2 separate regions of the Homo sapiens genome follow, and region 2 is linked to region 1. Evidence: chromatin loops called from intact Hi-C (ENCODE). Cell type or tissue: Caco-2. All regions are shown on one strand. Each heading gives the region's core, and the rest is flanking DNA. Links, peaks and the distances in the headings are about the cores only. Region 1 has its middle 25 kb from the start of ASIP. Region 2 has its middle 29 kb from the start of EIF2S2.

Region 1 (15,726 bases), core at 5,535-10,534:
CCACCTTTCCCGCCTTTCTATTCCACAAAGCCGCCATTGTCATCCTGGCCCGTTCTCAATGAGCTGTTGGGCACACCTCCCAGACGGGGTGGTGGCCGGGCAGAGGGGCTCCTCACTTCCCAGTAGGGGCGGCCGGGCAGAGGCGCCCCTCACCTCCCGGACGGGGCGGCTGGCCGGGCGGGGGGCTGACCCCCCCACCTCCCTCCCGGAGGGCACGGCTGGCCAGGCGGGGGGCTGACCCCCCCACCTCCCTCCCGGATGGCACGGCTGGCCGGGCGGGGGGGCTGACCCCCCACCTCCCTCCCGGACGGGGTGGCTGCCGGGCGGAGACGCTCCTCACTTCCCAGATGGGGTGGCTGCCGGGCGGAGAGGCTCCTCACTTCTCAGACGGGGCGGTTGCCAGGCAGAGGGTCTCCTCACTTCTCAGACGGGGCGGCTGGGCAGAGACGCTCCTCACCTCCCAGACGGGGTCTCGGCCGGGCAGAGGCGCTCCTCACATCCCAGACGGGGCGGCAGGGCAGAGGCGCTCCCCACATCTCAGACGATGGGCGGCCGGGCAGAGACGCTCCTCACTTCCTAGATGTGATGGCGGCTGGGAAGAGGCGCTCCTCACTTCCTAGATGGGATGGCGGCCAGGAGGAGACGCTCCTCACTTTCCAGACTGGGCAGCCAGGCAGAGGGGCTCCTCACATCCCAGATGATGGGCGGCCAGGCAGAGACACTCCTCACTTCCCAGACGGGGTGGCGGCCGGGCAGAGGCTGCAATCTCGGCACTTTGGGAGGCCAAGGCAGGTGGCTGGGAGGTGTAGGTTGTAGTGAGCCGAGATCACGCCACTGCACTCCAGCCTGGGCACCATTGAGCACTGAGTGAACGAGACTCCGTCTGCAATCCCGGCACCTCGGGAGGCCGAGGCTGGCGGATCACTCGCGGTTAGGGGCTGGAGACCGGCCCGGCCAACACAGCGAAACCCCGTCTCCACCAAAACCAGTCAGGCGTGGCGGCGCGTGCCTGCAATTGCAGGCACTCGGCAGGCTGAGGCAGGAGAATCAGGCAGGGAGGTTGCAGTGAGCCGAGATGGCAGCAGTACAGTCCAGCTTCAGCTCCGCATGAGAGGGAGACCGTGGGGAGAGGGAGAGGGAGACGGAGAGGGAGAGGGAGAGGGAGTAACTTTTGCATTACCATTACCTTAGAGCTTGTTAAAGATTCCTGGGTCCCACTTCAGATCTGCAAAGCAGGATCTTAGAATCTAGGGCCTGAAAAAAATATATATTTTACAAGTTTCTCTGCATGTTAGGCTTCTACAACGACATCTGTTCTGCATCTAGTTTCAGAGTTGCTCAATACGGCCCTCGAAGCAATGATTCTGAGTCATGGGTCCTTACTGGTTATTCAAAAGAAGCTCTGGAGCCCTAAACCACAAATGAAAACACCTAAGGCCTGGGCTACTTATTTGCTGTAGATCATAGCAGTTACAGCCTCATCCTCCTCCATCTGTAGCCTTTTTTTTTTTAATTATCCTTCCTCCCTGTAGCCTACCATTGCCAACTCAAATTCTTTTAGGTTCTATGAGCTGTAACTGGGTATTTTCTATGGCAAAAGCTGGTATCCTACAGCTAAAGATTCTTTATATCCACATGCCTGGTCAATCTTTTCTTTATATTTATTTATTTATTTATTTTTGAGATAGGGTCTCACTCTGTTGCCCAGGCTGGAGTGCAGTGGCACAATTATGGCTCACTGCAGCCTCTACCTCCCAGGATCAAGCAATCCTCCCACTTCAGCCTCCCAAGTGGCTGGGACTACAGGCACATGCCACCACACCTGGCTAATTTTTGTATTATTTGTAGGGACAAGGTTTTGCCATGTTGCCCAGACTGGTCTTGAACTCCTGAGCTCAAGCAATCCACCCACCTCGGCCTCCCAAAGTGCTGGGATTACAGGTGTGAGCCACTGTGGCTGGCCTAATCTCTTCATTACAGTGTCCTTTGCTCTTTTCTTTCTATTCCTTCCGCTATGCCCTAGAGACCTTCACTGCCAGAATTAGGCTCACACACACCTTCTTAGTCTGTATGGTTCCAGTTTTCTTTTTCTAAAATCTTTTCCACCTACTTTCTGCTCAAAAACCTAAAAGGACTCCTGGTATCATCCACATCAAGTCTAAATGTGTCTGTTTTCCAGGCCCTTTATAACCTATCCCATTTTGCTTATTAGACTTTACTTCTAACTATGCTACATATGCTTTCCATTTATTGCCCACATACGTATCCTGCTGATTTCAACCCATGGATCAGATTCATCTCAGTGTCCCTGGAACATGATAAAAAGAGGCAGGGTAGGGCCCAATAAATGCAAGCTGACTGAGTCAACATTTGCCATTTGTTTCCCTTTCTTTTTCTTTTTTTTTCTTTTTTTGAGACAGAGTCTCGCTCTGTCGCCCAGGCTGGAGTGCAGTGGCGCGATCTCGGCTCACCTTAAGCTCCGCCTCCCAGGTTCACGCCATTCTCCTGCCTCAGCCTCCCCAGTAGCTGGGACTACAGGCACCAGCCACCACACCCGGCTAATTTTCTGTATTTTTAGTAGAGATGGGGTTTCACCGTGTTAGCCAGGATGGTCTCGATCTCCTGACCTCGTGATCCACCCGCCTCAGCCTCCCAAAAAGCTGGGATTACAGGCGTGAGCCATCGCGCCTGGCCCTGCCATTTGTTTCCCTTTCAACATCCTCTTTTTATATTCCACAAATTCTTCAAGTCCCACATTCTGCTTGAAGACCTCCTCAGTTTCTCCAGCTCTTATGACATCCTCCTTCACTGAAGAAAAAAAAAAAAAAAAAAAAAAAGAAGGAAAGAAGAAAGGAAGAAAAACATCCACACAACAGAGAATGGGCTTTCGGAGTGACAAAAGCATAGGGAAGAGAAAGGAAGATTAATAGTCTGAGAGCAACCACTCTTTAGTTGTTCAGGAAATACATCAATCATGAGTCATTGACTTTCTATGGTACCATATAATCTGTATTATTCTGTTCAGAACACGTATATTGTCAGTGTTCCGTGCTAAGCATGTCAAATGAATTCATTCTGCCTCCCTATGTCAGTTCAGGAGTCATTCCTTCCTGCTTCCCTGATTCCCCGTGTTGAGTTAAATGCTTGCTCTCCATGGTCTCATGACACCTTGTGCTTACTTCTTTTTTTTTTTTTTGAGAGAAGGTCTCGCCCTGTCATCCAGGCTGGAGTGCAGTGGCATGATCTCAGCACACTGCAACCTCTGCCTCCTGGGTTCAAGCGATCCTCCCACCTCAGCCTCCTGAGTAGCTGGGACTAAAGGTGCATGCACCACACCCGGCTAATTTTTGTATTTTTGTAGAGACAGGGTTTCATCATGTTGCCCAGGCTGGTCTTGAACTCCTGGGTTCAAGTGATCAGCCTGCCTCAGCCTCCCAAAGTGTTGGGATTACAGGCGTGAGCCACTGCACCCGGCCCCTGTGCTTACTTTTAACTTAATCTCTTGTATTGAAAATGCCCATTTATTAGTCTGATTCCCCCTTAGACTTTGAGTTTCATGAGAGAAGGTCCAGACTTACTAGTCTTTTTATTATCTGTTCCTTTTATGGGTATGTCAGTTCTACACGTGTAGATGGCACATAAACCATCTCTGAAGTAACTAGACTGTAAACTTTGGAAGATAAAGTTCATTTTTTTTTTTTAAGATGGAGTCTCGCTCTGTCGCCCAGGCTGGAGTGCAGTGGCACGATCTCGGCTCACTGCAAGCTCCGCTTCCCGGGTTCATGCCATTCTCCTGCCTCAGCCTCCCTAGTAGCTGGGACTACAGGCACCCACCACCACGCCCAGCTAATTTTTTTGTATTTTTAGTAGAGACGGGGTTTCACCGTGTTAGCCAGGATGGTCTCAATCTCCTGACCTCATGATCCGCCTGCCTCGGCCTCCCAAAGTGCTGGGATTACAGGCGTGAGCCACCGCTCCCAGCACATGTTTTGTATTTTTTATCTTTATATTCTGGGTTCCCAGCTCAGTGCTCAGGTGTTCAGAAAGTTTGTGAATGTTAACATTTCTGTGCTCTGTTCCTCTCACCACCCACAAGCAACCTTACACTTGCCCAGCAAAACCTAGTAACTGAGCACTTTTATTCTAGTAAGTGCTTATACAGTGTTATTCACTGAGATTAATGCTGTTGACCACTATGAGAGAGAAAGAGTAAACAAATTTATTAATTATATTTTGCTTGGAAACTCTATTGCAGAGTCTAATTGTTTAAATAAGAACTTCTGCCTCTCTTTCCTACTTTCAGAGAATAAGTTTTGGAGCCAGGCAGAATTAGATTTGAATCTTGGCTTTGCAAATACACTAGCTCCTGGTCTTGGGTGTGGCCTTTTGGGAGATTAAATTAAAAATGGGGATAACAATACCTATTCTGCAGGATCATTATGATGATTGAATGTGTAAAGATAGAAAAGGTGTTTAAGCACCACACTTGGCACATAACAAGCATCCACAAAAGTTAGTTTTTACTCCTTGATTCTCTCCTTCCTCAAGAGGATCACTTGGATCACCTCTTTCCATATAGTGTCTAGTCTAGTGTATTACATGACATTATCTAGTTTAGCCTAAGGTTAGGCTTCCTTTTCTTATACTACCTGTTCCCTAGGAGCTTTGAGTCTATATTTATATACATTTGAACATGTAATGTGTATGTGTTTGGAAGTCTATACAACTGCCTATAGTGTACATCTGTATACAAGAGCCATAGGTTTCCAGCTATTCTCACATTTAGTTTGAGAAACTTCAGAGGGTTACGTTAAAATTGCTGAAAAGGGGCCAGGCGTGGTGGCTCACACCTGTGATTCCAGCATTTTGGGAGGCCGAGGTGGGAGGATCACGAGGTCAGGAGATCGAGACCATCCTGGCTAACATGGTGAAACCCCGTCTCTACTAAAAATACAAAAAAATTAGCTGGGCGTGGTGGCGGGCGCCTGCAGTCCCAGCTACCCAGGAGGCTGAGGCAGGAGAATGGCATGAACCCAGGGGGTGGAGCTTGCAGTGAGCAGACATCGTGCCACTGCACTCCAGCCTGGTCTCAAAAAAAAAAAAATTGCTGAAAAGGACACATGCTCCTTTTCCCTTGCTACTGCCATCTCCACCAGCCTGATTCCCCCTGTTAAATGACAGCACTGTGAAAAATTCCTGGGATTAAGCTAGGGTGGGTGAGCAGATATCTAAAAGCAAATAGGAGGAGTGCTCCCCAGAAGTATCCAGCTATAAGACCTGCATGCTGCTATTGCTCAGTAATAAAAAATGATAAATGGGTGATGCCACTTTGCCTCAGTGGGACTGGATAAAAGTAATGAACAAGGCTATATTTTTCCCAATCTCTCCTTTTTAGAAGGGAGTGGTGAAGAAGTGGTAGGTGTACAAGGCACACCAAATAGCCTTAGTGAACAGCTCCAAATATCATATCCTGCTTGTGGGCTCTGTCATTCCAATCTGAGGATTTGTGGGAGTTTTTTACCCTCATAATGCTGAAGCCAAACCTCCATGCTCGCAATTTCCCAATTGTCTCCAAAATCATTAATAAAGTCTGAACGTATCTTCCAAAACAAAGTTAATCTTAATGAACTTATATTTCTAAAAATGTGTGTCATAGAGTTCCATTTCTGGCAAAGGCTGACTAGTTGGTCTTTTTCAAACATCTTGCTGAGAACAATTACAAATGCTGAACAAATTAGCACTTTTTAAAAACAGCAATTTGGAGCTATGGAAGAGCTACAAAAGCAGTGAGAATTTGCTAGTCCAAGATCTGGAGAAAAAGAGAAGCCAAGTAAGGTGAGACTGGTATTTGGAGACACTTTACTCTGAAGACAATTGCTGATTCCAAAAGCAAAAGCAGCGCTGAGAGGCTGAAAAGAGCTTTCAGCGGGCTGGGCGCGGTGGCTCACGCCTGTTAATCCCAGTACTTTGGGAGGCCGAGGCGGGCGGATCACGAGGTCAGGAGATTGAGACCATCCTGGCTAACACGGTGAAACCCCGTCTCTACTAAAAGTACAAAAAAATTAGCCGGGCGTGGTGGTGGGCGCCTGCAGTCCCAGCTACTCGTGAGGCTGAGGCAGGAGAATGGCGTGAACCCAAGAGGCGGAGGTTGCAGTGAGCCGAGATCGCGCCACTGCACTCCAGCCTGGGCAACAAAGCGAGACTCCGTCTCAATAAATAAATAAATACATAAATAAGCTTTCAGTAGATTCCCAGCCAGGGCTGATGAGACATAAATTGTAGTAAGGTACCTGAAAAGGAGGAAGGGTCCTGGTAAATATCCCCAGGCTTTCTTTTTCTTTTTTTCTTTTTTTGAGTTGGAGTCTCATTCTGTCCCCCAGGCTGGAGTGCAGTGGCGAGATGTCGGCTCACTGCAACCTGCGCCTCCCAGGTTCAAGCGATTCTCCTGCGTCAGCCTCCGGAGTAACTGGGACTACAGGCACCCACCACCACGCCCGGTTAATTTTTGTACTTTTTGTAGAGATGGGGTTTTGCCATGTTGCCCAGGCTGGTCTTGAATTCCTGCGCTCAAGTGATCCACCTGCCTTGGCCTCTCAAAGTGTTGGGATTACAGGCGTGAGCCACCGCGCGCAGCCTCTCCAGGCTTTCAGCTGGGACCATGAAGGGCTCCACTCTAGGGATAAGGGCAAATTGGAAAGAGATCAGCTCTCACAAGGATTAAAGCCCAGCTTTGACTTCCTCAGACACTTACTAGATGAAAGTTTCAGCCTCTAGCCTATTCGCTTGACAGAAACAAAAGTAAACCCTTCTGGAGAGAGATAACATCATATAGAACCTCAAATCGTCTCCAGAGCTCCACAGGCTTTTTTGAAGAAATTGACAACATGGTTCTAAAATTTATATGGAAATGCAAAGGACCTAGAATAATCAAAACAATATTGAAAAAAGAACAAATTTAGAATATTTATACTCACAAGTTCAAGATTTGCCACAAAGCTAGAGTAGACAGATACAGATGAATGGAACAGGATCAAGTCCAAAAATAGATCTATACATATATAGTCAACTGATTATCAACCAAGGCATCAGATCAATTCAGTGAGGCAAAGGAATGCCTGTTTAACAGATGTGTGAAAAAAACTGGGTATCTCTATGGAAAGACAGCTCTAACCCCTATGGCATTCCATACAAAAAATTAATTCAAGATGGATCATAGACCTACATTAAAAACTAGAACCATAAAACTTCTAGAAGTATATCTTTGTGACTATGGAGTAAACGGAAATTTCATAGGTAGAACATAAAATGTACTAACCATAAAAGTAAAAATAAAATATTGGACTTCAAGAAAATTTATTTTTTTGCTTATCATAAGACGCCATTTTGAAAGGAATAAATAAGAAATAGACAGGAGACGGCCCCAGCCCGCGGGCTGCCGCCCGCACTCTCCATGAGACTGCTGGCGCCAGCGCCCGCCCGCGCGGCACCTACTCGGAGAGGGCGCTTCGCGCTGACTCAGCGGCGACGGCGGCGGCGGCGTTAGCTGGCCCTCGCGCTCTTTCCCTTCTTGGGGCGCTGACCCCGCCCGCTTGCTTGCTTGCTTGCCTGCCACTCAAGAGAAGGTGCCAGGGGACGCGGAGCGACGAGAGGCGTGCAGTCCCGGCCAACTCCGTCTCTGGCGTTGGCGCTGCGGTCGTGGCAGAGGACTACGGCGACAAGGACGAGGGCCGCTGTCCCAGCTCTCTGCGAGCTGCGCCGCTCGGCTCCGTTCCGCTGGCTGACCATGGAGTTCAGGCTGGGAGGCGGGCTGGAGTGATAGGGAAGATGTTTATAAATTCTTCTGTGGGATCAGAGGGCAAGCCTATTATAACCAGAAAACTCCAAGTATAGCAGCAAGGATGGATAAACAGGCTCTATTAGGGCTAAATCCAAATGCTGATTCAGACTTTAGACTAAGGGCCCTGGCCTATTTTGAGCAGTTAAAGATTTCCCCAGATGCCTGGCAGGTGTGTGCAGAAGCTCTAGCCCAGAGGACATATAGTGATGATCATGTAAAGTTTTTCTGCTTTCAAGTACTGGAACATCAAGTTAAATACAAATATTCAGAACTAACCACTGTTCAACAACAACTAATTAGGGAGACGCTCATATCATGGCTGCAAGCTCAGATGCTGAATCCCCAACCAGAGAAGACCTTTATACCAAATAAAGCCGCCCAAGTCCTCGCCTTGCTTTTTGTTGCAGAATATCTCACTAAGTGGCCCAAGTTTTTTTTTTGACATTCTCTCAGTAGTGGACCTAAATCCAAGGGGAGTAGATCTGTACCTGCGAATCCTCATGGCTATCAACTCAGAGTTGGTGGATCGTGATGTGGTGCATACATCAGAGGAGGCTCACAGGAATACTCTCATAAAAGATACCATGAGGGAACAGTGCATTCCAAATCTGGTGGAATCATGGTACCAAATATCACAAAATTATCAGTATACTAATTCTGAAGTGATGTGTCAGTGCCTTGAAGTAGTTGGGGCTTATGTCTCTTGGATTGACTTATCCCTTTTAGCCAATGATAGGTTTATAAATATGCTGCTAGGTCATATGTCAATAGAAGTTCTACGGGAAGAAGCATGTGACTGTTTATTTGAAGTTGTAAATAAAGGAATGGACCCTGTTGATAAAATGAAACTAGTAGAATCTTTGTGTCAAGTATTACAGTCTGCTGGCTTTTTCAGCATTGACCAGGAAGAAGATGTTGACTTCTTTTCAGCATTGACCAGGAAGAAGATGTTGGCCAGATTTTCTAAGCCGGTAAACGGAATGGGACAGTCATGGATAGTTAGTTGGAGTAAATTAACTAAGAATGGGAATATTAAGAATGCTCAAGAGGCACTACAAGCTATTGAAACAAAAGTGGCACTGATGTTGCAGCTACTAATTCATGAGGATGATGATATTTCTTCTAATATTGGATTTTGTTATGATTATCTTCATATTTTGAAACAGCTTACAGTGCTCTCGGATCAGCAAAAAGCTAATGTGGAGGCAATCATGTTGGCCGTTATGAAAAAATTGACTTATGATGAAGAATATAACTTTGAAAATGAGGGTCAAGATAAAGCCATGTTTGTAGAATATAGAAAACAACTGAAGTTAGTGTTGGACAGGCTTGCTCAAGTTTCACGAGAGTTACTACTGGCCTCTGTTCGCAGAGTTTTTAGTTCTACACTGCAGAATTGGCAGACTACACGGTTCATGGAAGTTGAAGTAGCAATAAGATTGCTGTATATGTTGGCAGAAGCTCTTCCAGTATCTATCTCATGGTGCTCACTTCTCAGGTGATGTTTCAAAAGCTAGTGCTTTGCAGGGTATGATGCGAACTCTGGTAACATCAGGAGTCAGTTCCTATCAGCATACATCTGTGACGTTGGAGTTCTTCGAAACTGTTGTTAGATATGAAAAGTTTTTCACAGTTGAACCTCAGCACGTTCCATGTGTACTAATGGCTTTCTTAGATCACAGAGGTCTGCGTCATTCCAGTGCAAAAGTTCAGAGCAAGATGGCTTACCTGTTTTCTAGATTTGTCAAATCTCTCAATAAGCAAATGAATCCTTTCATTGAGGATATTTTGAATAGAATACAAGATTTATTAAAGCTTTCTCCACCTGAGAATGGCCACCAGTCCTTCCTGAGCAGCGATGATCAAATTTTATTTATGAGACAGTTGGAGTGATGATTGTTAATAATGAATACCCGGCAGAAAGGAAAGAAGCCTTAATGAGGAATCTGTTGACTCCACTAATGGAGAAGTTTAAAATTCTGTTAGAAAATTTGATGCTGGCACAAGATGAAGAAAGGCAAGCCTCTCTAGCAGACTGTCTCAACCATGCTGTTGGATTTGCAAGTCGAACTAGTAAAGCTTTCAGCAACAAGCAGACTGTGAAACAGTGTGGCTGTTCCGAAGTTTATCTGGACTGTTTACAGACATTCTTGCTGGCCCTCAGTTGTCCCTTACAAAAGGGTATTCTCAGAAGTGGAGTCTGTACTTTCCTTCATCGAATGATTATTTGCCTGGAGGAAGAAGTTTTTCCGTTCATCCCATCTGCTTCAGAACATATACTCAAAGATTGTGAAGCAAAAGACCTCCAGGAGTTCATTCCTCTTATCAACCAGATTACGGCCAAATTCAAGGTACAAGTATCCCCGTTTTTACAACAGATGTTCATGCCCCTGCTTCATGCAATTTTTGAAGTGCTACTCTGGCCCGCAGAAGAAAATGACCAGTCTGCTGCTTTAGAGACAGACTTTTTCAGTGTTCACTTCAAAACTGTCTCAGTCTCTACCTATGACTCAATTCCAAAGCCACTTTCACATTTTTCAGGTGTTGGTTATAGCAACACTCCACTCTCTGGCATTAACTTTCTGTCTTAGACTGTTTTGTGCTGCTATAAAAGCATACCACAGACTGGGTAATTTATAATGCAAAGAAAGTTATTGGTTCACAGTTCTGGAGGCTGGCAAGTCCAAGATAGAAGGGCTGGCATCTGGTGAGGGCCTTTTTTGCTGTGTCATAACATGGTAGAAGGCATCACATGGCAGAAGGATAAAGAAAGGATGGAGGAGAAGGAGCAAGAAGGGTGAACCCACCCTTGCAATAATGATAGCAGCATTAGGTCTATTCACAAGCGTGGAGTCCTCATGGCCTAATCACCTCTTAGAAGTCTCACCTGTTGATACTGTTACAATGGCAACTAAGTTTAAAGTGACTTTTGGAGGGATAAACATTCTAGGAGGCTTCTTGCTTATAGTAGTATGTCAAGTGCTGACTGGTAAGTCCTACAGTCACTCAAAAGCAGTGCTGGAGTTGGAAAATCTTAATTTTGCAACCATCATAGTAAGAATTGATTCAAGTAAGAATCATCAATAGATGCAAGATATATGCACATTCTTAAAGTATTTCCCCTACAGATTGCTTATTAGTTATAAGGGTAAAGAATGGAAATATCTCAATGGAGTGATCAAAATTAACAAGGGCAGGTGGGAAAACATCAGATAAACTCAAAATTAAAATAATTCTATCACACAAAAGAAGAATTTTTTTTCCTCAAAAATGTCAATGTCATAAAAGACAAAGAATGGCTGAGGAACTGCTCCAGATTAAAGGAGATTGTACTGAAGGAAAATAAATACTATATAAGACATTATTGGGTCAATTGTTAAAATTGTAAAATAGACAGTAGATAATGTATTGCATCAATATTAAAATATACTAAATAAGTTTATAGGAGTGATAACTGTACCATGGTTACTTAAGAAAATATTCTTATTCTTTGGAAATTCACAATGAAATATTTAGTAGAAAAGGGTCATAATGTATATGTATGAAATTTACTCTCAAATTTTATGTGTAAAAAATGTGTGTGTGCATGAATGTGTGTGCACATTTGAAGAAAGAGAGTGAACACACAGGCACAAAATAATAAAGCAAATGAGACAAAGTATTAACAATCAGAGATTGGGTGTATGGGAGTTGTTGCAATTTTTCTTACTAGTCTTGTAACTTTTCTTTACGTTATGAAATTATTTACAAATAAAAGTTTAAAGAGTAATCTATTAGGTGAGTTTAATAATAAATTAGACTCAGCTTAAAGCAGAATTGGTGAAATGAAAGAAAATTCAGAAGAAAATACACAGACTAAAACATGGAGTTACAAAATGATGAAAAATACAGAAAAGAATGTAAAATCATATAGGACATAGTAAGCAGTTATAATCTTAGAAGGATAAGAGAGAGAAAATGGGACACAAGCAATATTTGAGAAGATAATTACTGAGAATGTACCAAAGCTTTATATACTTGATATCTTTATCTGGTTACAGATTCAAGAAATGCCACAAAGCCCAAGCAGGATAAATGTACACCTAGGCATGTGACTGTACATCTATAAAAAGCTAACGACCCAGAGAAAAATCTTAGGAGTAGCACAAGAAAAAAGTCAGTTTACTTGCAAAAGATCAAAAAGTAAGACTGACTGCTAATTTCTCAAAGGAAACAACATAACTCAGAAAACAATGGAATGATATCTTCAAAATGAAAGAAAATAACTAAGTTGGGATTCTACATTCAGCAAAAACATTTTTTCGTAAATGAAGGTGGAAATAAAGACAATTTCAGACAAATAATACCTGAGAAAAATTTGTCACCCGTAGACCCATATTAAAAGACATTCTAAATGGTATTTTTCAGGCAGAAAGAAAGTAATCTCAATGGAAGCACAAAACTGAAAGAAGAAATATAGAACAACATTAAGTTAACAACAGTGGGTAAATCTTAACAAATGCCAATTGTATAAAACAACAGCACTGACAACAATAACAACAACATTTTGTAGAATTTAAAGTATATATAAAATTAAAATATATGGCAATGAGGCCGGGCACGGTGGCTCATGCCTATAATTCTGGCACTTTGGGAGGCCGAAGTGGGAGGATCATTTGAGGAAGGCCAAACTGGGAGGATCATTTAAGATCAGGAGTTTGAGATCAGCCTGGGCAACAACAGTGAGAACCTGTCTCTATAAAACATTAAATAAAAATCGAGCCAGGCATGGTGGCATGCTCCTGCAGTCCTAGGTACCTGGGAGGCAGAGGCAGCAGGATTGCTTAAGTTCAGGAGTTCAAGGTTGCAGTGAGCTATAATCAAGCCACTAAGCTACTGTACTCCAGCCTGGATGACAGAGCAAGACCTGTCTCTTTAAAAAAGAGAGAGAACACTACAAGAGAAAAATTACATATCAAATTTTAAAAATAATATACATGTAAAAATCTTAACCAAAATATTAGCGTACCCAAACTAGAAATATATAAAAGGACTAATACTCCATGACCAAATAGGGTTTATTCCAGGAATACAAGATTAAGTTATCATTCAAAAAAATCAGTCACTGTGGTTCATCATAAAATGAATAAGGTCCCCACAGCTAACAGCATGCTAAATGGGGAAAAACTGAAAGCCTTTCATCTAACATCTGGAACAAGACAAGGATGACTGCTTTCACCACTTTTATTCAACCTAGTACTGTTGCAGGATCCTCGGGGTGTCACTTTTCTGGCTGGAAACCTCTGTGGCTGGTGGCACCTTTGCCTGAGTTTTGCTCAGGCCCGCTGGTCTTATTCTGCCCACTCAGCCTGGCAGGTTGTGCTTGGTCCACACTACTGGCCTGGATCCCATGCCTGCCAAAGGCAAGCCAGGCATGGAGTGGCAGCAGGTGTGTGAGTGAGCAAGCATGGGGGTCTGGCCACTGCGCACAGTCAAGCATGTCAGCTGCTGTGGGGCAGGCAGCTCCAGGTGCTGACGTGGGTGCTGACTCTCTGTGAGGCTGCAACTGGACCAGACACACTGCAAGCAGCTTCCACACCTGCCACTGGGGAATGTGGTGGCTCCCAGAAGCTTGGAGACTCCAGGAGTCACAGGGCCCCAAAGACGGAGTCATAGCCCTGGCTCAGGGAACTCCCAGGTCTGGGCTCCCCAAAGGGCCACAGCTCTTCTATCCTTCTCTTCACCCTCAACGTGGTGAGCAAGGGACGTTTCAGCCCTGTTTGTGTTACACCTCTTTTAGTCCCACCATTTGGTAGGTCCCGAGTTCTTGTCCTGCGTCCAGGAAGAATGAGGTGTGCAGACAAATGGAGGGTGAGCAAGGTGAAGAGAAGCTTTACTGAGTGACAAAATAGCTCAGAGGAGGCCCTGGAGTGGGCAGCTCCTCTCTGTAGCAGGTTGTCCCAAAATCTGCTCAGCTCTGGCTGAATTGGGGGCTCTTATGGGCCTCAAAAGGGAGGAAGTGCACACTGATTGGTCCATGGGCAGCCATGGGTGGGCTGGGAAAAGGCACCACTATTTCCCACTCTGGTCTGTGGGACTGGCAGCCAGACTCCCAGCCTTCAGGCCCTCCCTTCTACCCAGGAGCCTGTCTGCCTCCCACTGCTGTCCATCGCACCCAGGTTATCATGCCAAGGGACACCTGCAGGCCAATGCCAAGCTGCCCTCGGCCCCTCCTTAGCTTCCCTCCCATTCTCGTTGGTGCCCCAAATCCAGAGGGGCCCAAGGCAGCAGGGGACTGTCATGTCAACACTGCCCCAAGTGTATGCACACACGGCTGGGTTGTGACAGTGCCTGGGCCCAGCCCCAACCTTACTCCAAGATTGGAGTGGGTGCTGGGAGCAGGGAGAGGCCAGGCAGTGGGAGCAGACTTCTCTGAGCCTGGTTGGGGGTACAGGGGGGTCTTCCCAGGCTGCCAAGAGTGCAGAGATGCCTGGCTCTGCAGCTGTGACTTGGGTGGCTGTAGCTGCATCCAGGAGGGTGGGGTTCCTGCCTGCTCCTGGACCACCCAAGAGCACAGGAAGGCCCAGGTCAGTAGCCACAACTTGGGCAGCTGTAGCTGCACCCGTGAGGGTAGGCCTCCTGCCTGCTCCGTGGAGTGGGAGGCCTGAGTCTGCAGCCATGACTTGGGCAGCTGTAGCTGCACCCAGAGAGCTCCCACCCCACCAACTTGGAAGGGGTAGGGCTCCCACTTGTTGCCGGCTCCCACCAGCTCTGTGCAATGTGCAGCTGGAGTGATGGCAGCAGCTGCTCCAGATGGACCACTGCTATCATCAGTACTACAAGTCCTAGCCAGAGCAACTATACAAAAGAAAGAAACAAAGGGCATCCAAATTGGAAAGGAAACTGTCCAAACTGTCCTTGGTTGCAGACACTATGATCTTATGTTTAGAAAAGCTAAAGACTCCACCAAAACCCTATTGGAACTGATAAACAAATTAAGTAGCAGGATACACAATCAACATACAAAAATTAGTATTATAGAATTTCTATATTTCAACTGTGAACAATTTGAGAAAGAACACAAAGCAGTCTCATTTACGATAGCTACAGAAAAAAATACTTAGGCATAAACGACCAAAGAAGTGAAAGATCTCTACAATGAAAACTATAAAACATTGATTCAAGAAATTGAAGAGGTCACCAAAAAATGGAAAGCCATCTCATGTTCATAGATTGGAAGAATCAATATTGTTAAAATGTCCATACTACTTAAAGTGATTTACAGATTCAATGCAGTCCTTATCTACACACCAGTGAAGGCCAGGTGCTGTGTATCGCTCATGTGTATAATCCTAGCACTTTGAGAGGCCAAGGTGGGAGGATCACTTGAGCCCAGGAGTTTGAGTCAACCGAGGCACACAGTAAGACCCTGTCTCTTCAAAAAATAAAAAAATTAACCAGGAGTAGTGGTGCACACCTGTAATCCCAGCTACTCAGGAGGCTGAGGCAGAAGGATTAATTGGGCCCAGGAGGTAGAGGCTTCAGTGTGCCGTGATCACACCACTGCACTCCAGCCTGGGTGACAGAGGGAGACTGTGTCTCAAAAACAAAAGAAAACAAACAAAAAAATACCAATGACATTCTTCACAAAAATATTTTTAAAAGTCCTAAAATTTATATGGAACAGCAAAAGACCCAGAATAGCCAAAGCTATCCTGATCAAACAGAAAAAAGCCGTAGGCATCACATACCTGATTTCAAGTTATACTACAAAGCTATAGTAACCCAAACAGCATGGCACTAGCATAAAAACAGATACATAGACCAATGGAACAGAATAGAAAACCCGGAAACAAATCTATACATTTACAGTCAACTCTTTAATAAATGGTGCTGGAGGCCGGGTGTGG
Region 2 (15,726 bases), core at 4,255-9,254, 73 kb after region 1:
GGAGGCCAAGGCAGGCGGTTCACAAGGTCAGGAGTTCGAGACCAGCCTGGCCAACGTGGCAAAACCCCGTCTCTACTAAAAAAAAGTATAAAAATTAGCTGGGCATGGTGGTGGGCGTCTGTAATTCCAGCTACTCGGGAGGCTGAGGCAGGAGAATTTCTTGAACCTGGGAGGTGGAGGTTGCACTGAGCCAAGATCGCGCCACCGCACTCCAGCCTGGGCGACAGAGCGAGACTCCGTCTCAAAAAAAAAAAAAAAAAAAAAAAAAGAAAATTATAAAATGCCACCATCACTACTAGCACTACTAGCCACTCCAATCTTTCTTTCTTTTTTATTTATTTATATTTTTATCCTGGGTACTTGCAACCCAGGATAACTGGAAAAGACATTAGAAAAGGTATCCGTATCATAGTTTCAAAATTCTTTTCCATAATTTAAAATCTCAAAGTCATGCTCTGTTAAATTAAGTAATACATAATCATAAAACATCTGAGTCATTTCTAGGTAAGTTAAAATACTGAAACATTAATTATTAAACATAAGTTTAAGTTTATATACTTTGACTTTTATATGGTATGGAAATAACTAATATATTTAGATGTTAATAAACAAAAATTTAAGGCTAAAAATTACAAAATGTTTTTCATCTACAAATACTAGTATACAACAGTTCAAAATTACTTACTTCCCAGGTTTTTCACCAGAAATTAGGGTTACTAAGAGTTAAAATTATAGTTAATATATGTAATGAAAACTGCTAGATATAAAAGAAACAATTCTATATAGACAGCATATAAAGAAAGAAGGATGTGTTTCTTATTTTAAAAAAAGTTAAAAAGAGGCTGGGTGCAGTGCCTCACGCCTATAATCCCAGCACTTTGGAAAGCCGAGGTGGGTGGGTCACCTGAGGTCAGGAGTTTGAGACCAGCCTGGGCAACATGGTGAAACCCATCTCTACTAAAAATAGAAAAATTAGCTGCGTGTGGTGGTGCGTGCCTGTAATCCCAGCTACTCGAGAGGCTGAAGCAAGAGACTCGCTTGAACCCAGGAGGTGGAGGTTGCAGTGAGCAAGGTTGTGCCACTGCACTCCAGCCTGGGCAACAGAGCAAGACTCCATCCCAAAAAGAAAAATAAACAAATAAAAATTTTAAAAAGAGATAGAGTAATTTTTTCTTTCACATGACAAAATACCGTGTGTGGTCAAAATGATGAAGAAGAAAGAAAGTAAATTTTTGCCCTAAGCTAGAATACTCCCACCCCACAAAAGAAATGTACAAAACTGAAGGTTTAGACAAGTTGTAAATGGTTTGGGAAAGATTAGTCTGATGAAAGAAATTTTGTGTGTGATCAAGTTAGCTAAAATTAAAAGAAAATTATTTGTAAATTTTAGTAAAAATTGAACACTAATTCAAAAGCACACTGACACAAGGCCAGAGTTGGGGTCCCTATTTGAAGCAACAGGGCGTTCTTGAACATTGATTTGCTCTTTAAGAAAAATTGTAGGGCCAGGCGCGGTGGCTCATGCCTGTAATCCCAGCACTTTGGGAGGCCGAGGCAGGCGGATCACGAGGTCAGGAGATTGAGACCATCCTGGCTAACACTGTGAAACGCCATCTCTACTAAAAAAAAATACAAAAAATTAGCCAGGCGTGGTGGTGGGTGCCTGTAGTCCCAGCTACTTGGGAGGCTGAGGCAGGAGAATGTCATGAACCCAGGAGGTGAAGCTTGCAGTGAGCCGAGATCATGCTACTGCACTCCAGCCTGGGTGACAGAGTGAGACTGTCTCAATTAAAAACAAAACAAAGCAAAACAAAAATTGTAAAACGTTTTTCTTTACCTTCCTAGTAACTGGCCTAGGAAATAGAGATTCCATTTTGTGTTTCATCAATTTCTGTGCTTTGTGCCTTTAAGATCTTTTGTCACTTTGGTTTCATTTCATAGTGACCTGTGGCCTCATTTTGATCAAGCGTTTTAAACCTTTGATATTTGACAAGCTACTCAAAATTAAATTTCAATTTTTTTTTTAATTTTTATTTTTTGGCGATGGAGTCTCACTCTGTGGCCCAGGCTGGAGTGCAGTGGCGCAATCTCGGCTCACTGCAACCTCTGCTCCTGGGTTCAAGCGATTCTCCTGCCTCAGCCTCCCGAGTAGCTGGGACTACAGGCACGCACCACTGCGCCCAGCTAGTTTTTGTATTTTTTTTTTAAAAGACAGGGTTTCACCATGTTGGCCAGGCTGGTCCTGAACTCCTGACCTCGTGATCCGCCCGCCTCGGCCTCCTAAAGTGCTGGGATTACAGGCATGAGCCACCGCGCCTGGCTCAAATTTTAAAATCAATTATTTTTTACCCAGACGTAGACATAACAGGAACCCCTAAGGTCTGAGAAAGACATATTAGGCTTATTTGGTATGCTAAAATCACACAGGAAGCATTGTCACATTTTAAAATGGTGTTTAACTTTGAGTTGTATTTATATAAATGTATTATTAATATTAAATTAATATTAATAACACATTATATATGTTAATATTAATGTGTTTCCAAATCATATCATATTTCTAAATTCTGACATGTCTTAGTATATATTATCACAGTCATAATTATGGTTATTATATTAAATTGTTTTATGCCACACAAATAACCAAATTTCTTTGCCAATTGCATCTTTAATTATGGCTACCCTAAGTTTTTGTAGTCCACAGTTATTGTCTTTTTTTTTGAAACAGGGTTTCATGGCATGATCAGGACTCACTCTCACTGCAGTCTTGACCTCCTGGGCTCATACAATCATCCTGCCTCAGTCCCCTGAGTGGCTGGGACTACAGGTGTGCACCACTATAGCCAGCTAATTTTTAAAAAAAATTTTAGTAGAGATGAGGTCTCACTATGTTGCTTAGGCTGGTCTCGAACTCCTGAGCTCAAGCGATCCCCCTACTTTGGCCTACCAAAGTGCTGGGATTACAGGCGTGAAGCACTGTACCTGGCTCACATTGTCTTAAATCCTTCTTATAATAGGCCTAAGTACCTAGCTCCTCTTTATAGTTATTCTTGTCTGCATTAACAAATGTTTTACCAGTTCTCTAACCCAGATTTTGATCACATGACACGTCTAGGTTTTTGTTTTTGTTTTTCAGAGATGGGACTCACTATACTGCCCAGGCTGGTTTCAAACTCCTAGGCTCAAGTGATCCTCCAGCCTCAGTCTCCCAAAGTGCTAGGATTACGGGCATGAGCCACCACACTCAGCCTGCTTCCAGATCTTATCCATAGACTTAACCAGTACTACCAAACGTCAATAAGAGACACTGATAAGGATCTAACAGGTGCCTGCTTGTCCTTCTCACCCTGCTTGGTCCAAATTGTTTAAACTGGCCATAAGTCTCTCAGCCACGTGAGTCCCACTGAGGGACTAGATGGACCCACCCTAGCAACAATAAGGGACATAGCATAAGTTGGTCATCAGTGCTGCCTACAACAGGTTTCAACTAAAAGGAGGAAATGTTGAATTATGCCCCCAGTTAACAGACAAGATGGACTCCTTGTGGTTCAAAAGTAAAAGCAGACCCAAGAGGCCATGGCAGGGCAAGGGAGTGCTCATGTTCTCTGTGACCTTAGAAAGCACCGCAAAACCTGGTTTTCTGCAACCAAGTCAAAGAACAATGCCTGGAAACAACTATAGCTGGGAATTTCCCAACTGACCCCCAAGAGACCACCTGGTGCCAACCAACTAACCACCTGAAACAAGCCTATTAAGAGAGACTGGTGATTTTGGGCTTAAAGGCCATCCAATCAAGACTCTGTTCCTCATTCTCCTGATTACCCTCACCTACCATGCAGGTTTTGTGTATATAATCTCTAACTCTTCACCCACCCCAAAACTTCAGAGCACATTTTCAGTTTGCATGGAAGGCTACATCTCCTTAGTCTGCAGATTGCTTTGATAGATTGATTGATTGATTGGAGACTGAGTCCCGCTCTGTTGCCCAGGCTGGAGTGCAATGGCGTGATCTCAGCTCACTGCAACCTCCGCCTCCCGGGTTCAAGCGATTCTCCTGCCTCAGGCTCCCGAGTAGCTGGTGTCAGGCCTCTGAGCCCAGGCCAGGCCATCGCATCCCCTGTGACTTGCACGTATATATCCAGATGGCCTAAAGTAACTGAAGATCCACAAAAGAAGTAAAAACAGCCTTAACTGATGACATTCCACCATTGTGATTTGTTCCTGCCCCACCCTAACTGATCAATGTACTTTGTAATCTCCCCCACCCTTAAGAAGGTTCTTTGTAATTCTCCCCACCCTTGAGAATGTACTTTGTGAGATCCACCCCTGCCCACCAGAGAAAAACCCCCTTTGACTGTAATTTTCCATTACCTTCCCAAATGCTATAAAACGGCCTCACCCCTATCTCCCTTTGCTGACTCTCTTTTCGGACTCAGCCCGCCTGCACCCAGGTGAAATAAACAGCCATGTTGCTCACACAAAGCCTGTTTGGTGGTCTCTTCACACGGACGCGCATGAAAGCTGGGATTACAGGTGTGTGCCACCAGGCCTGGCTAAGTTTTATACTTTTAGTAGTGATGGGGTTTCACCATATTGGCCAGGCTGGTCTCGAACTCCCGACCTCAGGTGATCTACCTGCCTTGGCCTCCCAGTGCTGGGATTACAGGTGTGAGCCACAGCGCCTGGCCAGCAGATTGGTTTTAGAAAATAAAGTTCTCCTTTTTCCTCTGCAGAGTTCATGGTCTTTTATTAAACATGCATAATAAAAATTGTGGAGGACTTTCATTTTTTGTTTCTGGAATGTTTCATTTTTTTTTTAGCCATTATTTCCTTCGTAACCAGAAAATATAAATTTCTATTTAAAAATACTAGGTGCTTTTTTCTTCAAGATGGCAGATTAAAAGCTTTCAGCATGCATTAGCCACTTGGAAACAACAAAACAGCACATAAAGACCAACTATGAGAGCTTTAATTCAAGAAGGAAGACAGGAATTCACTGAAATGGTAAACAATAACCCAGACCCTGGGGAGGAGAAGGTGGACAAGCAGCCTCCGTGGTGGTGTTTGGCTGATAAATGTGAGTGAAGCTCCAGTATATGACAGGGGCAGTCGGTCTCCCTCTATGACTCACCTTTCCTCTACGGATCTGTGCAACCCAGGCCACGGAAAAACACTCGTTTCTCCCAAGCCCTGGGAGACAGAGAAAGGGAAAGATACTGGGAAAAGTGCAGACAGTTTCCCAGATCTGGGGCCAAGAGGAGGATGCCATTTTTATTTTTATTTTTATTTTTTGAGACGGAGTCTCGCTCTGTTGCCCAGGCTGGAGTGCAGTGGCACTATCTCGGCTCACTGCAAGCTCCGCCTCCTGGGTTCACGCCATTCTCCTGCCTCAGCCTCCCGAGTAGCTGGAACTACAGGGGCCCGCCACCACGCCCGGCTAATTTTTTGTATTTTTTTTTTAGTAGAGACGGGGTTTCACCGTGTTAGCCAGGATGGTCTCGATCTCCTGACCTCGTGATCCGCCCGCCTCGGCCTCCCAAAGTGCTGGGATTAGAGGATGCCATTTTTAATCCAGGCTCATACAAAGCCAGACATTGTTTGGCAACCTGGCAGTGGCAGCCACAGCAGGCATTTTAGTCTCACGCTAGAGATTAGAGTGCTTGCTCTGGAATGGGGGAAGGGCCCACAGCCAGAATTGGTCACTGAGTGTGAAGAGTGCCCCAGCCATAAACACTGAATTAGGCTGTCTCCCATCATAGGACTGGAGTGAGAGGAGAGTTGCTGAAGCTGAAGTTTCTCACCAGTGGTGAGACTTGCAGCTAGGGACAGCTTTGTGACCTGGAACCAGTCTGCATGTGTCATTGCTTAGTGCCCTAACCTGCTCCCTTGGTCAGTTGGGGTATAGTGTCCCACCAGCTCCAAGAAGCAGAAGAGAGGGGCAGACCCTACGCCCCTGGAGATCTAACCCTTGGTGCAGTCCATCCCTATGGGAGGGGGAACATGGCCTGCCAAAGCCCCCCTTGGGTCACAGGAAATGCAAGCTCAGCACCAGTTGCTGAAGGCAGTACCACCAAAGCCCATAAATAGACATAGAGAGAAGGTCATCTCTCTCCCCTTACCCTTGTCCTCAGTGCACTGTTGTGGACTTGACAGTGGCTGTTCCCAACAGGGCTGGGGAGCATGGGCTTACAGAAACCACTTCTTGGGCTTCTCCGGCAGCTTCACCTTCACTGAAGGTGAATACCCTGAAGGAAAGTGCTTTTTGTGATTGACTCTCCATTGCTTCCACCCGCACACCTCCCTGATGGCTCTTACTCTTAAACACCATCTACTGGACGGCAACTGAATTATACCACTGAACAAAAGTGCATGCATCACTACAACAAATAATGTTTCAGAAAGCCACTGCATGAACTTATCTACAACCAAGGAACCTGTACAGAACCTTGGCACCCTGAAAACACCCAGAAATAAAGCCAATCAATCATAGACAACATACACCACAGTCATGCCAACAAGGGAAAAAAAGAATAAAAAATCAAGAAGCCACCAGGTGCAGTGGCTCATGCCTGTAATCCATCCTAGCACTTTGGGAGGTCGAGGCAGGTGGATCACCTGAGGTCAGGAGTTTGAGACCAGCCTGACCAACATGGCGAAGCCCCATCTCTACTAAAAATACAAAAATTAACCGGGCATGGTGGCAGGTGCCTGTAATCCCAGCTACTCGGGAGGCTGAGGCAGGAGAATTGCTTGAACTGGGGGGGTGGGGGAGGGGGGCAGAGGTTGCAGTGAGCCGAGATCACACCACTTCATTCCAACCTGGGTGAAAGAGCAAAACTCTGTCTCAAAAAAATAATAATAAATAATAATAATAATCAAGAAGCCCCATCCAAATGATAGCAAATTCAAAAAAAGGAAGTGTCAGTTCCTTCAGATGAGAAGGAACCAGGGCAAGAACTCCAGGAAAACAAAAAGCCAAAGTGTTTAGCCAAAGGACCCCATTGTGTCTCAAGCAATGGATCCTAACAGATATAGAATTTAGAATATGAATGGCAAAGAAACTCAATAAGATCAAAGAGAAAGTTGAAATCCAACACAGGGAAGTCAGAAGAACTATCAAAGATTTGAAAGATAACACAGCTGTATTAAGAATGAATGAAGCAATTTCTCGAATTAAAAATTCACTAACAGAATTTCAAAATATAGCTAGAAGCCTTAACAACACACTATACTAAGTAGAAGAAAGAATTTCAGAGCTCAAAGACTGGTCCTTTGAATCAACCCAGTCAGACAAAAATAAAGATAAAAAAATTTAAAAAAAAATGAACAAAGCCATCAATAAATATGGGATTATATAAAGTGACCAAATTTATGACTTACTGGAATTTCTGAGAGAGAAGCACAAGTAAGCAACTTGAAAAATATATTCAAGGATATAATTCAGGAAAATTTTCCCAATCTGGCTAGAGAGTTCAATATGCAGATACAAGAAATCTAGAGAATTCCTGTGAGATAGTATGCAAGATGACCATCCTCAAGGTCCATAGTCATCAGAGTATCCAGGGTTAATGTGAAAGAAAAAATCTTAAAGGCAACTAGAGAAAAGCATCATATTAGACTAAAAATGAATTTCTCAGCAAAGACTTACAAACAAAAAGAGACTGGGGGCCCATTTTTAGGATTTTTTTTTTTTTCAGGTAGAGACAGGATCTTGCTCTGTTGCCCAGGCTAGAATACAGTTGTGCAATCATAGCTCACTGCAGCCTCAAACTCCTAGGCTCAAGTGATCCTCCTACGTCAGCTTCCTTAGTTGCTGGGATGACAGGTGCATGCCACAATGCCTGGCTAATCTTTTTTAACTCTTTGTAGAGACAGGGTCTCGCTTTGTTGCCCAGACTAGTTTTGAACTCCTGGCCTCAAGCAATCCTCTTCATAAATGAAGGAGAAATAAGGTCTTTCCCAGACAAATAATTGCTATGAGAATTTGTCACCACGAGACCAGTCCTACAAGAGATGCTTAAGGGAGTTCTAACTGCAGAAACTAAAGAATGATGCTTGCTACCACAAAAGCACATAGCCCACAGACTCTGTAAAGCAATTACACAATCAAGATTATAAAGCAATTAGATAACAACACTACAATGGCAACAAAACTTAACATATCAATATTAACCTTGAAGTAAATGGTCTAAGCACTCCACTTAAAAGACATAGAGTGGCAGCCAGGTGCAGTGGCTGATACCTGTAATCCCAGCACTTTGGGAGGCCAATGTGGGCGGATTATGAGGTCAGGAGATCGAGACCATCCTGGCTAACATGGTGAAACCCCGTCTCTACTAAAAATACAAAAATTAGCAAGGTGTGGTGGCACGCACCTATAGTCCCAGCTACTCAGGAGGCTGAGGCAGGAAAATCACTTGAACCCGGGAGGCGGAGGTTGCACTGAGCTGAGATCGTGCCATTGAACTCCAGCCTGGGCAACAAGAGCGAAGCTCTGTCTCAGAAAAAAAAAAAAAAAAAAAAAAAGATATAAACTGGCAAGTTGGATTAAAAAAAACAAGATCCATCCATTTCTTCTGTCTTTAAGAGATCCATCTCACATATAATGACACCTATAGGCTCAAAGTAAAGAGACAGAGAAAGATCTATCGTCCGAATGGAAATAACAAAAAAAGCATAAGGATCGCTATTCTTGTATCAGATAGAATAGACTTTAAATGAACAACAGTAAAAAAAGACAAAGAAGGCATCACATAATGATGAAGGGTTCAATTCAACAAGAAGACCTAACTATTCTAAATATATATGCACCCAACATTGGAGCAGCCAACTTTATAGAATAATTACTTCTAGACCTAAGAAAAAACTTAGACACACAATAATAGTAGGGGACTTCAACACACGTTTGATATTATTAGCCACATCACAAAGGCAGAAAACTAACAATTGTAATAGCAGGCACATCACGTGGCAAAAGGAGGGGAGAGAGACAGAAGTTACCACACAATGTTTTTTTTTTTTTTTTTCTTCCTGAGACGGAGTCTCACTCTGTCACCCAGGCTGGAGTGCAGTGGCGCAATCTCGGCTCACTGCAACGTCCACCTCCTGGGTTCAAGCAATTCTCCTGCCTCAGCCTCCCCAGTAGCTGAGATTACAGGTGCGTGCTGCCACACCCAGCTAATTTTTATATTTTTAGTAGAGACGGGTTTCACCATGTTGGTCAGGCTGGTCTCGAACTCTTGACCTCATGATCCGCCCACCTCGGTCTCCTAAAGTGCTGGGATTACAGGCATGAGCCACCACGGCCAGCCGGCGCCACACATTTTTAAATGACCGGATGTTGTGCTATTGTGAAGACAGCACCAAACCATGAGAGATCCAACCCCATGACCCAAACACCTCCCACCAGGCCCCACCTCCAGCACTGGGGATTACAATTCAATGTAAGATTTGGCCAGGGACAAATATCCAGACAATATCAGTATCTTACAGGAAATATGATAATTTACACCTTTTATTTTCTATCTTTCCCAATACTGTTATATCACAATATATTTTATTAAATCAATATTTCATGTTAACCTTATTATGACTCTCCTATACTAATGTGGTTTACTTCTGGATCAATTAGACATATTATGATCACATTTCCTTTCTCTCTCTTTCTCTCTCTCTCCCCCTCTTTCTTTCTCTCTTTTTCTCTCCTCTTTCTCTCTTTTTCTTTCAATGGGATCTCTCTCATTCAGGCTGGTCTGGAACTCCTGAACTCAAGTGATCCTCCTACCTCAGCCTCCTGAGCAGCTGGGGTTACAGGTGCATGCCACCGTGCCCAGCTACATTTCCTTTCTTACACGATTTTTGGTTTTTCTTGGAATTAACAATTGCCTCAGTTTTTGTTTGCCAAATTTTCTGTCATTATCACTAATTCTTCCAGAATTTCCAACATAAATGTAAAAATGCCTACATTATTTTCAACATAGTCAAACATGTCAGATACTCTATCAGGTTCACTGGAAACAACCCCTAGAGCACTTCTTTCTCCAGTCTCTCTAAGTCTGCATACAGCTGTCCTCTTGGGACTTCCTTCTGCTTCCTTCCTAGGTTGATCCCACTTCCTAAAACCTATTCCCTTTGTCTTTCTTTTTTATTGATACATAATATTGGTACATATTTATGGAGTACATATGATAGTTTTTTACGTACATAGAATGTATAATGACCAATTCAGGCTATTTAGGATATCCATCATCTTCAGCATTTATCATTTCTGTGTGTTCAGAACATTTCAAGTTGTCTCTTCTAGCTATTTTGGAATACATAATATACTGTTGTTTAACTATAGTCACTTTACTCTGCTATTAAAAATCAGAACATATTCTTTCTATCTAACTGTATGTTTGTACCTATTAACCAAACTCTCTTCCTCCCCACTCACACACCCACACCCCTTTTAGCCTCTGGTAACTAACATTTTACTCTCTACTTTCATGAGATCAACTTTTTTTAGGCTCCCACATGAGTGAGAATATGTCATATTCGCCTTTCTGTGTCTAGCTTATTTCACTTAACATAATGACCTCCAATTCCATCCATGTTGCTACAAATTACATAATTTATTTATTTATTTATTTATTTTTGAGACAGGGTCTCACTCTGTCACCCAGGCTGGAGTGCAGTGGCGTGATCATAGCTCACTGCAGCCTTGACCTCCCAGGCTCAAGCGATCCTCCCATTTCAGCCTTCCAAGTAGCTTGGACTACAGGCACTCCACCATGCCCAGCTAATTTTTGAATTTTTTTGTAGAGATGGGGTTTTGCCATGTTGCCCAGGCTGGTCTCGAACTCCTGAGCTCAAGTGATCCACCCACCTTGGCCTGCCAAAGTGCTGGGATTGCAGGCATGAGCCACCATGCCCAGCCTAATTCATTCTTCGCACCCTGCATTTTTTTTTTTTTTTTTTTGAGACGGAGTCTCACTCTGTTGCCCAGGCTGGAGTGCAGTGGCGCGATCTCGGCTCCTGCAAGCTCCGCCTCCCTGGTTCCCATGCCATTCTCCTGCCTCAGCCTCCCAAGTAGCTGGGACTACAGGTGCCCGCCACCATGCCCGGCTAATTTTTTGTATTTTTAGTAGAGACGGGGTTTCACCATGTTAGCCAAGATGGTCTCGATCTCCTGACCTCGTGATCCGCCCACCTCGGCCTCCCAAAGTGCCGGGATTACAGGCGTGAGCCACTGCGCCCTGTCTCCCCACCTTTTTTTTGAACGGGCTGTTGCTCTGTTGCCCAGGCTGGAGTGCAGTGGTGCAGTCATGGCACACGGCAGCCTTGAAATTCTAGGCTCAAGTGGTCCTCCTGACTCTGTCTCCTGAGTAGCTGGGACTAAAGGCACAAGCTGCCATGCTCAGCTAATTTTTTATTTTATTTTTTGTAGAGACGTGGTCTCACTGTGTTGCCCAGGCTGGTCTCGAACTCCTGGCCTCAAACAGTCCTCCCACCTTGATCTCCTAAAGTGCTGGGATTACAGGCATGAGCCAACATGCCCAGCTTTCAGTCTTTTTTACTGCCACATAATATTCCATTATGTATATATATCACATTTTCTTTCTCAGTCATCCACTGATGGACACAAAGTTGATTCAATATCTTTGCTATTGTGAATAGTGCTGCAATAAACATATGGGTGGAGCTATCCCTTGATATACTGATGTCCTTTCCTTTGGATAAATACTCAGTAGTGAGACTGCTACCTCGCATGGTAGTTCTACTTTTAGTTTTTTTGAGAAATCTCCATACTGTTTTCCATAATGGCTGTACTAATTTACATTCCCACCAACGGTGTGTAAGTTTCCTCTTCTCTGCATCCTGACCAGCAACTGTTTTTTTTTTTTTTTTTTTTTAATCTTTTTCATAGTAGCCATTCTAACTGGGGTGAGACAATATCTCATAGTGGTTTTGATTCCCCCCCCTCTTTTTTTTTTAGACAGAGTTTCTCTCTTGTTGCCCAGGCTGGAGTACAATGAGTACAATGGCACGATCTCAGCTCACTGCAACCTCTGCTTCCTGGGTTCAAGCGACTTTCCTGCCTCAGCCTCCTGAGTAGCTGGGAGTATAGGCGTGTACCACCACGCTGGCTAATTTTGTGTTTTTAATAGAGACGGGGTTTCACTATGTTGGCCAGGCTGGTCTTGAACTCCTGACCTCAGGCCCATCTTGGCCTCCCAAAGTGCTGGGATTACAGGCATGAGCCACCAAGCCTGGCCTTGATTTGCATTTCTATGATGATTAGTAATATTGAGCATTTTTTCATATACTTGATGGCCTTTGTACGTCTTCTTTTGAGAAATGTCTGTTCAGATCCTTTGCCCGCTTTTAAAAATGGAATTGTTTTTGCTGTTGAGTTGTTTGAGTTCCATGTATATTCTGGATATTAATCCCTTGTTAGATGAATGGTTTGCAAATATTTTGTACCATTCAACAGGTTGTTTCTTCATTCTGTTGTTTCCTTTGCTGTGCAGAAACTTTTTAGTTTAAAATAGTCCCATTTGTCTATTTTTGTTTTTGTAGCCTGTGCTTTTGAGGTCTTAGTCATAAAGTCTTTGCCTAGACCCATATCCTAGAGTGTTTCCCCATGTTTTCTTCTAGTAGTTCTACAGTTTGGAGTACATTTAAGTCTTTAATGCATTTTTGAAGGGAGGCTGCCCCTCCACACCTGTGGGTATTTCTCGCAAGATGGAGACGAGCGACTGAGAAAAGAAATAAGACACGGAGACAAAGTATAGAGGAAGAAAAGTGGGCCCAGGGGACCGGCACTCAGCAAGTGAGGACCTGCACTGGCACTGGTCTCTGGTTCCCTCCATATTTATTGATCACTATCTTTACTATCTCTGCGAGGGGAGTGTGGCGGGGCTATAGGGTGAAGGTGGGGAGAGGGTCAGCAGAGGAACATGTGAGCAAAGACTCTGTCATAAATAAGTTTAAGAAAAGGTGCTGTGCCTGGATGTGCACAATCGCTAGATTTATGTTTAAGCTTACATAAACAACTCAGTGCAGTAAAGAGTAACAGAGCAGTATTGCCGCCATGATGTCTCACCTCCAGCCATAAGGTGGTTTTCTCCTGTCTCAGAATAGAATATATGGTCGGTTTTATGCTGAGACATCCAATCCCAGGGACGTGCAGGAGACAGATGCCACGCTCTTATCTCAACCGCATAGAGGCCTTCCTCTTTCACTAATCCTCCTTAGCACAGACCCTTTACGGGTGTAGGGCTGGGGGGCTGTAAGTTCTTTCCCTTCCCATGAGGCCATATCTCAGGCTGTCTCAGTCGGGGGAAACCTGGACAATACCCAGGCTTTCTTGGGCAGGGGTCCCTGCAGACTTCCACAGTGCATTGTGTCCCTGGTTAACAGAGAATGGAGAATGGCGATGACTTTCACCAATATACTGCCTGCAAACACATTTTTAACAAAGCACATCCTGCACAGCCCTCCCTTAAACCTTGAGTCAATACAGCACATGTTTTTGCGAGCACAGGGTTGGGACAAGAGTTACAGATTAACAGCATCTCAAAGCAGAACAATTTTTCTTAGTACAGATCAAAATGGAGTTTCTTTTGTCTTCCTTTTCCTAGATAGACACAGTAACAATCTGATCTCTTTTTCTTTTCCTCACACTTCCCCCTTTTCTTTTGACAAAACCGCCATCTTCATTATGGCCTGTTCTTGATGGTTACTGTCTCTTCGGAGCTGCTGGTTACACCTGTAGACTAACAACAGACAGAATAGGCACACAAGGATTAATATGAAATTTACAATAGTGGAACTTCTGAGGGTTTTAACCCAAGTGACAGGGTTAAGATTTGTGAAGCCATCAGCAGCTCCTGCGATTGCCTAAGTTCCTGGTACGAAATGTAAATGGGCTTTTGATACTTTGAAAATTTGCTCTTTTAATTTTGAAATGTCTAAAGTAAGATTATCTTCTCTTCCCTGTAGATGGCGTCTAACCATGTCCCAGTGATGCTCAGACTCATTATAGGCTCGGGGTGTAATACAAAAATCTGATGTATTCCAGTCACAGTGTAACTGAAAACGATTTCCAAGCTCATGAGCTTATCTCCCATCCAAATGACAGTTTGTCTAAGATCATTAATTGGGTTCGACAATTTTTGATCAATACCAGATTGTGAATTCCACAATCTCATAGAATTTTTTTGCCAATTGTTAACAAAGCGTACTGTCTGAACAGAAGAGTGCAATGCAACTTCTGCCGCAGCAGCCGTAGCTGTGACTGCAATTAATCCCATAATCACTGCATCAAAGTAAAAATGAATCTTTTGAATCTATTTAGAACTCCTTTTAATACTTCAGTCAAAATATGGACAGATGGCGAAGCCTCCCACGGTCGGTCCATGGACACAGGAATCCACACGCCCTCTCTTGCTCTCACTAGTAGAATACGGTGCTGCCAATTAAAAGTCGAATCAATGCTAGTAAACAATCTACAATTTTCATAGGTTATAGTTTGGGAATCTGGTTTAATAACTATGTTTCCTACAATTAGCATATAAGGGGGTTTTACACAACTTTGCAAAGGAATTGTCAGACTGGAATTTAGGTCAATAGTATAAGATGGCTTACGGTCTTTTGTTCCTATAACTTGATTTCCAGACCAAATTCCAATGTGGTGCGAGGCCACATAAGCCTCCATAATTCTAGATGTTCAGGACCAATGACAGGACTTATTATCTTTGGTCTTGTAGCAGAGATTCCTTTTTCTGCCCATTCCCAAGGGTAGGGAGATTCTAACCTTTTGTACTTATTTTTATCTAAACCTTCTCTGAAGTCACTGTTCACAGCCGGACTCACATGTGCACTGGAACAAGATTGAGTTTGTCCTGTGCAACTGCGGTAGAATTGACCTCGAGATGCCCAATCTATAATAGTTCTGAATTCATTGTTTTGTAGTATCACCGCACTATCAGCCACACATTCTTCCCAAACTAAAACTTCTGGGCTTTTTGATCCTTTGGGAATTTCCTTGGGCCAAGGCTTCCCCTTAGACTTAGATTATAATGATCTTTAATAAGAAGGGTCCTGTAAATAATTTACCTGTGGCCTGAGTGACATTCCACTCACCATGTGATAAGTAAATCTACTGGTGGTACTGACAGTAGGTACTTCTACCAACCAATTTTGGGTTTCAGGCATTAAGCATCCTTGTGCCCTCCCTAGGCAAATAGGAGTATAACGATACTCAATTGAAATATTCATCATCATTCCTTCTTCCTCGAGTTGGGCAGGGCAACGATCCTCTATGGGGCCAGGTACCCATGCACTATTATTAACATATACTTCAATAGGATTATCCATCCATGTGACTGCCCGAATTAAGGGTGGGAAAGGCACATAGGCCCAGTAGGTATAATTAGCTGCAGCTGCTCCTGCAGACATGGGGTGACTTACCACTGTTGATACAATCATCAAAGCTGCAAGCAGCATACTCTCTGGAGTTTGTGTCACCCTTGTGTTCTCTAGGCTTTTTTCAGAGAACTGTGTCAGCTTTTTCTTTTTTTTTTTGTTTTTTTTTTTTTGTTTTTTTTTTTAATTTTTATTGATCATTCTTGGGTGTTTCTCACAGAGGGGGATTTGGCAGGGTCATAGGACAATAGTGGAGGGAAGGTCAGCAGATAAACAAGTGAACAAAGGTCTCTGGTTCTCCTAGGCAGCGGCCTT

The links. A loop is a pair of places that touch in the nucleus more often than their neighbours do. Peaks named below come from ENCODE experiments on the same cell type or tissue, not always from the same donor. Only the 100,000 strongest peaks of a DNase experiment are listed, where the experiment ranks them.
Region 2: a loop joins it to region 1, with 8 times the contacts of the local background. A loop is called at or near these places in 1 of 110 quality-filtered maps.

The regions. Positions count from the first base shown.
Region 1 is chr20:34,208,065-34,223,790 of GRCh38, reverse strand. It overlaps a transcript of ASIP not described here and the pseudogene XPOTP1. Among named protein-coding and RNA genes, the nearest start is that of ASIP, 25 kb to the left of the region's middle. In Caco-2, for the core only: no CTCF peak of the experiment used is centred there; a DNase peak (open chromatin) is centred at 7,590; H3K4me3 peaks cover 1,037 bases.
Region 2 is chr20:34,133,535-34,149,260 of GRCh38, reverse strand. No RefSeq gene overlaps it. Among named protein-coding and RNA genes, the nearest start is that of EIF2S2, 29 kb to the right of the region's middle. RefSeq lists an enhancer at 5,352-5,852. In Caco-2, for the core only: a CTCF peak has its summit at 6,350 (motif pointing left); a DNase peak (open chromatin) is centred at 5,146.